Regions from separate parts of the Mus musculus genome. Here region 2 is linked to region 1. The links are chromatin loops, found by intact Hi-C in ENCODE. Cell type or tissue: left cerebral cortex. All regions are shown on one strand. Links, peaks and the distances in the headings refer to the core of each region. The heading gives the core; the rest is flanking DNA. Region 1 overlaps Amph (amphiphysin). Region 2 holds the start of Amph (amphiphysin).

Region 1 (2,500 bases), core at 1-2,500:
AAAATATAGCATGAAAATATTTAAATCAAATAAATTAAGAAAAGAAACTCAAGAAAAGAGGAAGAAAATGCCCCACAGACTTCCCCACAGGCAATCTGACAGAGGTATTGTCTTAACAGAAGTTCCTCTTCCCAGATACTCTTTTGTGAAGTAGATATAAAACTAAATAGTACAAAGTTTTCAAGTATTTTCTCTTAAGTTCCCATAACATTCTTCAAAACAATGATTCTCTCAGAGAATGTTGGCCAATATCCATTATTGTCTCCCAAGTCAGATATCAAAACAGAGACAGTCCACATATGAGCTTATGCCGATACATATGCCAGTAGGTACAGGATGCGTACAGGATGTCATCATACATTGTAGGAACTCTGGAAAATTGTACTGTATATGCCTCAGAGAAGAGGGCACAGATAGCTTGGAAGCTGTGAAATTATGCAAAGGTTTTTGTCTCCGAAAGTGTCTGCACCATACTTTGATAATTGCCCATTCTCGCATGTACACAACACACGCATGAGTATGCACACACACACACACACACACACACACACACACACACACACACACAGCAGTTTCCTCAGTGTCTTTTGACTTGTCCTACTTAGTTTTCTTGCTGGCCATACCATTCAACGGTACTTGAGTTTTTTATTTTCTCTTTTCTTTCTTCATTACTTACTTGGTATGAACATCTTCCAGTCTGAAGTTTTAAAGTACTATTTTCATGTAGATACACCACAAGTGCTTTACCACCTTCAGCTTCATCCTGAACTAATTACTGTGATTGCACAGCATTAGTAGATGTTATAGAAATGTAGATGAAGCTAAGAGAAAAGTTCTCACAAAGTGATCAAGTTTATGCTTTACCATGGGATGTTGTTGCTCTTGTTATTGATGTTGCTGTTGTTACTGTTGTTGTTTTTGTACATTTGACTCCTCTATGGAAGAGATACAGCATGTAGGATTTCATACATTTATAGAAATATAGAGACTTTTAGTCTTGTAGCATCTCATTATGGGACTTTGAGAATGAGACTTTACTATTCATATGTACCAAATATTTTAACATTTTTTCCTGGCCATCTACAGAGAGAGAGAGAGAGAAAAATAGAGAGAGAGAGAGAGAGAGAGAGAGAGAGAGAGAGAGAGAGAGGGAGGGGGGGTATAGCACACTAGATAAGTCTTGTAATATTGGTATTCTTTTCCAAACCCAGAAGAATGGGTGTTTTTGTGCTTAGAGTTGGAGCAATTCTCCAATGAGTCTGTAAGAGAATGAGAGCAGCAGAAGTCAACGTGGCATTGTGAAGATTCCCAAGAATGGAGACTTTTACATAACTGTTTCTTTGTAAGCGAGGGACTGATCTCACATTGCATCTGTTCTCTCAACCCTTTGTGCTTCTGTTTCCCTCCATGTCATTTGCAAACAAGATGTGGTGAGAGCGGAGCTGAGCCAGCAGGTCTGGAAACAGATTTCTTCCTTTCTTGTCCACAGGTGAAAATTCTTAGCAGTTTTGATTATCCCTTTCTCACCTAGAGATCTGTCACAACTCACAATTAGTAAGCAGAGGTTTTAACCAGGAGCTTCTTCGATTTTAAGACATTTGTCCTTTAGTTTCTTATATCTGAAGACAATTATACTTAAAAAATTCAGTCGTACCTACAGATTATTACATGTTAGCCAATACAGCACAGACCAATCACTGTAGCCATCATTCAGACAGAAATAAATTTCATGGAACTCCTATTATGATGCAACGTTGGAATTACGGAACAGATTGTGATCTACTTGTTCCCATACTCAATTTGCGGTTGAAGAGTACCATTCTCTAGGAAGAGAGAATGGTGGTAGGATGTAAGTCAGAGGGAACAATTGTAAAGTGCCTAGCCATGTTTGTTGGGTCAACCTTCTAATAGAAAGATATTGTGATGCATCCTTAAGCTGTGTCTAGACTTGTATGCATTCCTACCTCTGTGTGTGCTGTGCTGTGTGAAATCTCACCACGGTGAGTGAGACTGGCTCGATGGTGGCAACTGATACTAATAATATATCTTTCATATTGCTAGGTTTCCAAAGGTCATTTCATTTCCCCTTACTTGATTTAGAGTTACAGTTCTCAAAATATGGTCCAGAAACTCATAGGTGAGCCCAAGAGACTTTGAGAAGGCAGCATAATGACAGTAGGATGTTACTTGCTCTGCTACACTTATCTTCTACAAGGTACAGTATGGTTCTCCACGGTGTGCATACGTCATGGCTCACCACATTGAACACAGAGAGTAGACATCCCATCTGTCTTCTAAGAAGCTGAAAGGCACAAAATATCACAAAGTCTTTTTCATGTTGACATGTGGACTTTTTAAATTTCTAAATGATTTTAATAAGTATTTAAATACATTCTCACTTAGAATATAATAATGTAAATGTTGACCTTACATGAACTAAAAGTGCTTGGGAATTTGTTTTCACATAATTACCCCACATATTGAATGAATTATTACTTGT
Region 2 (8,282 bases), core at 5,783-8,282, 60 kb before region 1:
CACGAGTGAAACTCTAACTAAAGACAGAAGTTGGTACCAGGAGTAGGGTATTGCTGTGATAGGCCTGACCATGCTTTTGTTTGGAAGAAATGTGGACTTGGGGACTTTGGATTTGGAAAGCAGTGGAATGCTTTAATGAGGCTAAATGAGCCTTCCTAGTAGGAATATGGAAACCTGTTGCTGTGAGTGATTTGAACTGTGCAGACCTGGTCCAAGAGGTTTCAGAGGAGAAGAATTTCAGTATGTGGTATAAAGACTGTTTTTGTGGTATTTTGGTGAAGAATGTGGCTGATTTTTGCTCTTGTCTGAAGAGTCTACCTGAGGCTAAGGTAAAGAGATTTATATTAATTGCATTAACAAAGTCCCATTTAAAAAGTCTGGTTAAGTCTCATGAAGAACATTTTGAACGCACATAGCAAGCTTAGAAAGGAAAAATATAAAATATATGGTTCAAGTATTAAAGGGGCACCAGGAAGTGAAATGATGCTGAATCCTATGTTCTAGGAGACAACATATTAATGGCCTTTGGGTCAAGATCCTCCTCATCTAATTTAAGATCCGGGCATGGTGGTTCAACACTTTTAATCCAAGGAGATAAACCCAAGCATATCTCTGTACTCAAGGCCAGCCAGGGACAGAGTAAGTTCTAGGTGAAGAAAAGCGTAAGACCAGGCATGGTGTTATACACCTTTAATCCCAGGAGACAGGCATGAGATCTCTGAGTTCAAAGTCAACCTACAAAGTGAGATTCAGGATAGCCAAGCTTAGGCAGTGAAAGAGTTGGAAAACAGAAAGCTAGTGATAATGTAATACAACAAGGGGGCCATATTCCACCTCCTACAAGCAGCAGGATTCGGCATCTTTGGCCATGTGGCTCTGGCTTTAGAGTCAAGAATAGAAGGGACTACTGGGACAATTGATCCTGCTTAGCTGGAGCTAAGAAATTAGCAATGATTAAGAAAAGACCAGCATCACTGAAGTTAAATCTGGGAAATGTTTTCTGAGAACACAAAGAAGCTGTATTCCAGAGACAGCCAAGGTTGGACCTCATGCTACAGCTGTATTGGTAATGTGTAAGAGTCATCCAGGTGATACTGGTTTGAAGTCATGAAGGGGTCATGAAGAGCAGCTGAAGAATGGCCTTGTGAAACGCCATGAAAGGCCATTGGTGAAGATGCAGCCTCAGTTGAGGGCCCAGGACTGAAGGGGTCATGCAAAGGATTTGAGGCTTGGCACCATGAAGAGAGCTTGTGAGAGGCTACTACTGGTGAAGCCTAGTTGCAACTGAAGACGCCAGAATATTGGAGATGCCAGTACTATGGGATGATCACCAAGAACTGCAGCAGCAGTGGAGTGGATCAACCTGAGTTTAGAGTGCCACAGAAGGCAAAGCTGGAGAAGTGACACCAGACCTTTGAAGGAAGATCATATGTGGATCCCAGACATTAAAACAAGAAGCTGTAACATTAAAGTTTTCTTGGAGACCCCAAGATGTTCAAGATGCCAGAGCTGTGAGATATCTGCTGAAGAAAGCTGCTAACAGGGATTGGAACCAGCCTAGGAGAAAGAAGTTTGTTGCAGTCAACCAAGATGAAAAAGGAGTTGGAGATCTGAAGACTGCCTTGAAATCGGACATGGAGATGCAGAGTTTGGAGTTTGCCCAGCTGGTTTCCTGTCTTACTTTGGGGGTTACAGTTAAGTGATCAGATGAATCTCGGAAGAGACTTTGAACTTTTAACATTGTTGAGATAGACTATGGAGACCTTTGAAGTTGGACTAAATATATTTAGCATTATGCTATGTTTAGGTATGGCTCCTATAGACTCATGTTTGAACAAGCCTATGGGGGCCAGGGAGTGAAATGTGATGGTTTGTATATATGCTCAGCCCAGGGAGTGGCACTATTAAAAGGTGGTGCGTAGGCTTTAAGCCCCTCATCCTAGCTGTCTGGAAGCCAGTATTCTGCTAGCAGGCTTCAGACGAAGATGTAGAACTCTCAGCTCTTCCTGCCTGGATGCTGCCATGTTTCTGCCTTGATGACAATGGACTGAACCTCTGAACCTGTAAACCAGCCCCAATTGAATGTTTGTAGTGTCTGTTTACAGCAGTAAAACTCAAAGACAACTACTATGAGTCTGTGCTTGATCACTTAAAATTGGAATTTGTAGGATATTTTTCAGAACATCCTAAATTTACTTCTAGTTTCATTTAATATTTGTGACAAAATTAGACTTTACTTCATCCTTCAAACATGGAAGCAAGTACAAGAGATAACCATAACTTGAATGAGATCAAAATTCTTGTTATGCTTGTCGGAGGGAGTAGATAGAATATTATTGTAACTACCTATGAAGGGACATCAAAAATGTGTAATTAATAAGAAGTAACTAATAAAGTCACAACGAATACAGAATCATAACACCTGTTGAGTACTGACAAACAGCCAGGTGAAGATAAAGCACATCTAGGCCTTTCTTTCCCTAAGGGTCTTGGCAAAATTGATGAAACTTTATAAATCAGGAGCTGTCAAATGTCCATGTTATTAAACATATGTAAAAAGAGTTGTGATAACTATGATTCTGAACTGATTTTGGCCATTATAAAAACCTATCATAATCCACATTTTGAGTCATCACCCAATTTAGAAGGAAGAAACATGAACCAGAAATAAAGATTGGGTATGGAATTCTGTATTCTATGGGTGAAGAACTGGAGTTGAAGGGATACCTTTTTGAAAACTTTGTAGAAATATTGAAAACTATTTTATAGTCTCACAGTACAGGATAAGTTGATATAAAATAATTATATATGTAGGTTTACTTCAGAAATTGGAAAGAATTGTGGTTAAATTTTCATAAACAGTAAGCTATAATTGGTTGGGTAAGTGGCATTTTTCCTTGACTGGTTGAGAATAAAGTGGTTTACCTATATGAAGAAAAGACGTAAGTAGTTAGAAAACTATGGTCATTCCCAGTGGTGTCAGAATGAAGACTGTATGCGTAAAAGCACAGTCTCACCACTTGACTATTACAAGAAACCTCTGAGACCCTCTTGTGCTATTACCGTGCACCTGCTATAGGACGTTCTGTGGTTCTGAGAAAGGCACTGGGGACATTTGTGGAGTAAAGGGCTGGCCTCACGGGTGGTTCTGGGCATCCAACACCCTCTACAACAAGATGCTCATGTTATTAGAATATTTAAGTCTTACGATTATGAAAAAGACACCACTATGCAACATAAAATGCTTGAAGACCTGGAACTTGACCTACGTACTTTTCTTTGTTCCTGTAGCATAATGGGAAATCTACCATGCTGCACCTTCTCACGTAGTTTGAAGATTTCTTTTGCCTGCATTACAATATTTGGTAAAACAGATTCATCTACTCTGTAAACATTGATACACCTCTTACCAGGTTTAGAGATGGTATTGTTTTGTTTTATTTTACAGAAAATAATTTTTATTTGTTGTACTAAAGCTCTTTAAAGGTTGACACCAATTAACACTTTAATTATTATCTTTCAGATCTGTGTTGCGGGAAATATTAAAAAAGGTACCATCCCGCACTAGCACCGGCTACTCTCTGGCCCCTGTAACCTCGCCACCTCCATGGCTAACCCCAAGCAGTGACCACCCATCTAGCTGTTCTGTTACTGCGTAGTTTGCTCACATTCCCAGCCATCTACCCCCTGTGGTTAGCTGTCACAAATTCCAGTAACCCAGTAAAATCAAAACTCTAAAGGCTTGTAATTTATCAGTCAGATTTATAATAACAAACTCTCAATCCACAAAATGTATACACAATGAACTCAAAACTCAACTGAAATTAACATAAGCTACACAGCTAGATGGGGCAAACACATCCCACCTAATATTTAACCATCCTGTACCAACAGAGGTCAAAGCACCTGCAGTTGTGGTGTCCTCCAGGAGAGGGACCACAGAACAACAAGAAATCTATTAAAGCTATGGTCCCACTGACAGAAACCTCCTGTGGTAAGGGAAGCCGCTAATGACATTCCAGAACTGTTCTACCACAGGCAGAAGCATCAAACCTAGAGGGAGTGACAGAGGAGGCAGAGTCAGAGGTAAAGTTTTAATGTGAAACTGGAAAATAATCCAGGAATCCCAGGCTCACGATTCTTAAAGAGTGTCTCTGATCTCTGTCACCATGCCTGGCAAGAGAGCTCATGATTGGTCTAGGGATTTTCAACAACTATTTACAAAACCTAAGTACCAGCTAAAGTGCTTGGTCAGCATTCCAGAGTGATAAGTGTGCACCTAACAACTGTTTGACATGACATACACACCATGCCTTTCAGATGAAATTACCAAGAAATTACAAGACTCCAGGTACAGAGCTAGAATTGGACACCCAAATAATGAGAAACATTAATAATTTGACCTTTTATTTCAGGTGATATACGCTGAGGTCCAAGAATTCGATGGGAAGATAACTGCAAGAAAGATAAAGGGTGGTTCTGTTGAGGACTGATAGCTTTGGGAAGAATATAGCTCACAGTTGAAACGACTCTCTCCTGTTTGTAATGAGAGAATATTGCTATCTACAGAGGGAGTTGAGGTAAGCTCATTGCCATAGCAGAGAGGGTGCAGGCACTAATACTGTAAGAGTGACCATGAACTTAAACTCTAGTGCAGTCTGGTCTTTTCTGTCATTGTTAAGGTTGTATTCTCACAGTCAGCACCTCAGGGCAGAGCTGAGGTTCTTAATCCCTCTTCCTTCACTAGAGAGAACTTACGAAAATTCCCAGCTTTCTGAGATGTCATTGTCCTTGAATGTTGACCAAGTGCAAAAATGGGTGTTCTCCTTATTTCTCTATAAGGTAAACTTCTGTTTATGTGGAATGATCCAAATGGGGGTGGGGGGCAAGCCCTCTTGCTTTGCCCAATGCCTCCCAATTTTAGCATCAAGAGTCTTGTGTCCTGGGACTCAATTAATTACTAGGCAAATTGGGCATAAAATCCTAAGGAAAAGTCATGGAAATAGATTAGGTATTCAAGGTGCTTACTGTTTATGAAACAATTGAGTTTATTTATCATTCTGTATTCTGGACTGGGATCCACTGGTCAGCTCTTCTGCAGGGCTTGGTAGTGTGTGTGTGTGTGTGTGTGTATTCAGCCAGAAAGGTGGTTGAATAATTGGGACATTCGTATTTCCCTCTCCAATGCACTCAAAACATTTCCCTTTGCACGTGACCTCTCCATAGCCATTGCTAGTTTGTTTTTATTTAATTTTAATATCAGGGCAGTTGAGTTTCCTCCTTGGCTCTAGAGGGTTGTACAGAGTATGAAGTCTGCCTAGCTTGCCAAAGCTGAGCCCTCCAGCTGGCACACTGGGCTTACATCACATCTTATGCAGTCAAGTAGCAACAGCATCATTCCATACCCAAGTCACTGGAACAATAGCTCACAGAAGAGTGATACTAGGGACTGGTTTGGGCGAAGGGAACACCCAAGTAACTTTAGAAGGGGAGCAGGATATTCCCCTGTTTTGGTGCCTGCTCAACCTCTGACTTGTGATTGTCAGATGCCACCTCTCTTCCTCTACTCATGGAACCCTGAATGAACCTGAGAATGAAGACTCTGCCCATTGTCAAAGGCTTCTGGAGCTCCTTTGCCGCCTTGTCTTTGCCAGGTGCACAGAGGACCACATCTTTCTGTTAAGACTGTCAAAAGGGGCCACCTTTAATCCCACAGATCTGCAGAGGAAGGCAGATCTGTATGAGTTTGAGACCAGCCTGGTTTACATAGCAAGTTTCAGGACAGCCATTGTAATGAGCATAGGGAAAAAAAAATCTTCTAGGCATGGAAAAATAGCTTAGTCAAGAACTCCACTATACCCAAGGCTGTACCTGATAACCAGAACCCAGTGACATCACTCACTCAAGAGAACCTGGCACAGGCCTAGATGGTGCCCAGTGGATGGAATATAAGCAGAAACCAAGAGCAAGGCTCTGCTTTGCACATCAAGACAGACCTTGATCTGTCATGTGGCTGGAGAGTCGGCCCCCGGTTGAACCAGAGACTACTGTTAGAGAGTGGACCTGTCCTTTAGCTAAGGTTGGTGGCACAGATGAGCAACCATGGAGAGATAGGCTTAAGACCATAGTTAGCAGTTTAGAGTGTGAGCTTTGTATGTTGACTCTCAACACAATAAAACTGTGACTTGTTATACTCACTTCAGGTCTTGTCTCTACCTTTCTTGCTTGCGACAGTTGGCTTAGTCAGCAAGATCACATAGAGTTTTGTCTCAAAGAACGACAAAGGGACTGCTGGTCTCATTTCTTGGGAAAACTGTTGTGCCACAGTGTCTGAGAGCTGGCAAAGTGCAGCACTTGTGTGTAGAAGCTGACCCTTCTGAACATGGCCTTTCCCACTGGCAAGCCTCACAGTGATCTCTTTACTCTTTCTCTCTGGCAAGTTGCCCTGCAGGGACTTTCCAGCCTCATCCTCTCCTAACTTCCCCATCCCCCACAGGTTTGAGCCTCTGGAGGGTGGATGGACTCGTTCCTTCTCCACTCAAGGTGTTTTGACGGGGCAGTCATTTGGTGATTTAGAGCCTTACAGACTCCTCCCCACCTCCTCCTGTTCTTTAACTGGGGAGACAGAATCAGAGTCTTCCGACCTTCCTCCCTGAAAACGTCCTGTTAGCCCTGCCCTCTCTCACCCCTAGCTGCCTCAAGGCCCTGGGATTGAGGAACGTCTTCCATCTTTATCACTTCTTGACCACCTCCTCCATCACGGTGGACACTTGGCCTTTGACTTCTCTTTCCATGCATCTCACTAGTGGCGTTGTCACCCCTAGTGGCCGCACATCCGCTCTATCTCTTTAAACCGGTCCTGTCGCCGCGCCCCTCCCTCATCCGTTGCCTCCTCTGCTCCTCACGCTTCAGCTGCTCCTCCCCCCGCTCCTCCTCCTTCTCTTCCTGGGCTCCTCGGTGCCGCCGCCGGCTCGCTGCGCGCTCTGCTCTTCCAGCTCTGCGGACCGCAGCAGCCATGGCCGACATCAAGACGGGCATCTTCGCCAAAAACGTGCAAAAGCGCCTCAACCGCGCGCAGGAAAAGGTCAGCAGAGGGCAGCGGGATGCGGGGCAGGTGACTCGAGGAGGTGCGGGAGCCGATGGCAGTGCTGGCCTTGCGCTGCAGGGCCGCGGGTTCAGGTGCGGCGCGCTGCGGAGCCCGAGCAAGCGCCGGGTGGAGGACTCCCCTGTCTCTGCTCTCAACGATTGCAGCCAGGCAGGATCCATTCAGGCAGCGTGGGCTCGGCCCCGCAGTGGGTTCGCCGGGAACCCGCAGACCCCTGACCCTCCAGGCACTGAGTGCTATAGACTCCCAGAGCCCGCCCAGGGTGGCCACTCTCCTGGGCACGCCTCCCGGGACCAGGGGTGGCAGGTGCAGTTGCTCTCTGGCTGCACCCGGAGCGGTCCACGTCCCTGGGCGCCTCCATCTCTCCGCGCCCGCACCTCCTGAGCTCAAGCTCTCCCGCAAGCAGCTCAGGCGTCCACGACCGCAGATCCGGGAGGGAGATTGTCGCATCTCTTCTTGGGTGGGGGTGTTGTGGCTATTTGAGTGAAGTCGGTCGAAACGAACGACTTAAGCAAAGAAGACACCCCAGATGTGCATGGACCAATGGGATGTATAATAAACAACCAACACCTTAGCACAGTGGTGAACTGGAGCTCCAGAGAATGCTCATTTCTCCCTAAGTATCCGTGTTGGTTTTTGAAGCCAATGCCCTCTGGAAGGTCAAAAACAAACAACCTCGACCTCAGAGTTCTCTGCACATCTCTGCACAAAATGCTTATTTCTCTGCTTGAGAAGCAGCAAAACCTACTCCTATCAGAGGCGCTGAGGTCGCAGTGTTTGTAAATTAGGTATTGTAATTTATGTCTCTTCCGGAGGAATGTTATCCATAGCTAGCCCAGCTCTGGATAGTCGAGTCTCAGTCTCTCTCTCTCTCTCTCTCTCTCTCTCTCTCTCTCTCTCTCTCTCTCTCTCTCTCTCTCTCTCTCTCTCTGCATTTTACAGGCACTGGGCTTCCTAGTGTCCCTGATTACTATATCTGACCCTCCTATGAAGTCTTCGTTCGTCCCAAGCAAAGGACGTTTGTACTGGAGCTTGAACCTTGTATTTGAAAGTGAACCTGGGCTAGTGGTAAATTGAGCTGTATTTGCTTCGTATGGCATTAATTTCTGTCCCTGGGATGAGGATGTCTGGTGTTTTCTTCTCCTTCTGGAAATCAGATTGTCCTTATTCCTCACTC

Evidence for each region. Peaks named below come from ENCODE experiments on the same cell type or tissue, not always from the same donor. Only the 100,000 strongest peaks of a DNase experiment are listed, where the experiment ranks them.
Region 2: a loop joins it to region 1, with 6 times the contacts of the local background. A loop is called at or near these places in 3 of 42 quality-filtered maps.

Annotation. Positions count from the first base shown.
Region 1 is chr13:19,007,316-19,009,815 of GRCm38, forward strand. All of the region lies in intron 1 of Amph (amphiphysin), which reads left to right. Among named protein-coding and RNA genes, the nearest start is that of Amph, 60 kb to the left of the region's middle. In left cerebral cortex, for the core only: no CTCF peak of the experiment used is centred there; a DNase peak (open chromatin) is centred at 1,346; H3K27ac peaks cover 635 bases.
Region 2 is chr13:18,941,418-18,949,699 of GRCm38, forward strand. Amph (amphiphysin) reads left to right here and starts at 6,934. Exons shown (of 21, transcript NM_175007.2): 1 at 6,934-7,084. The coding sequence starts at 7,016. In left cerebral cortex, for the core only: a CTCF peak has its summit at 6,819; DNase peaks (open chromatin) are centred at 6,462, 6,900 and 7,480; H3K4me3 peaks cover 1,871 bases; H3K27ac peaks cover 1,858 bases.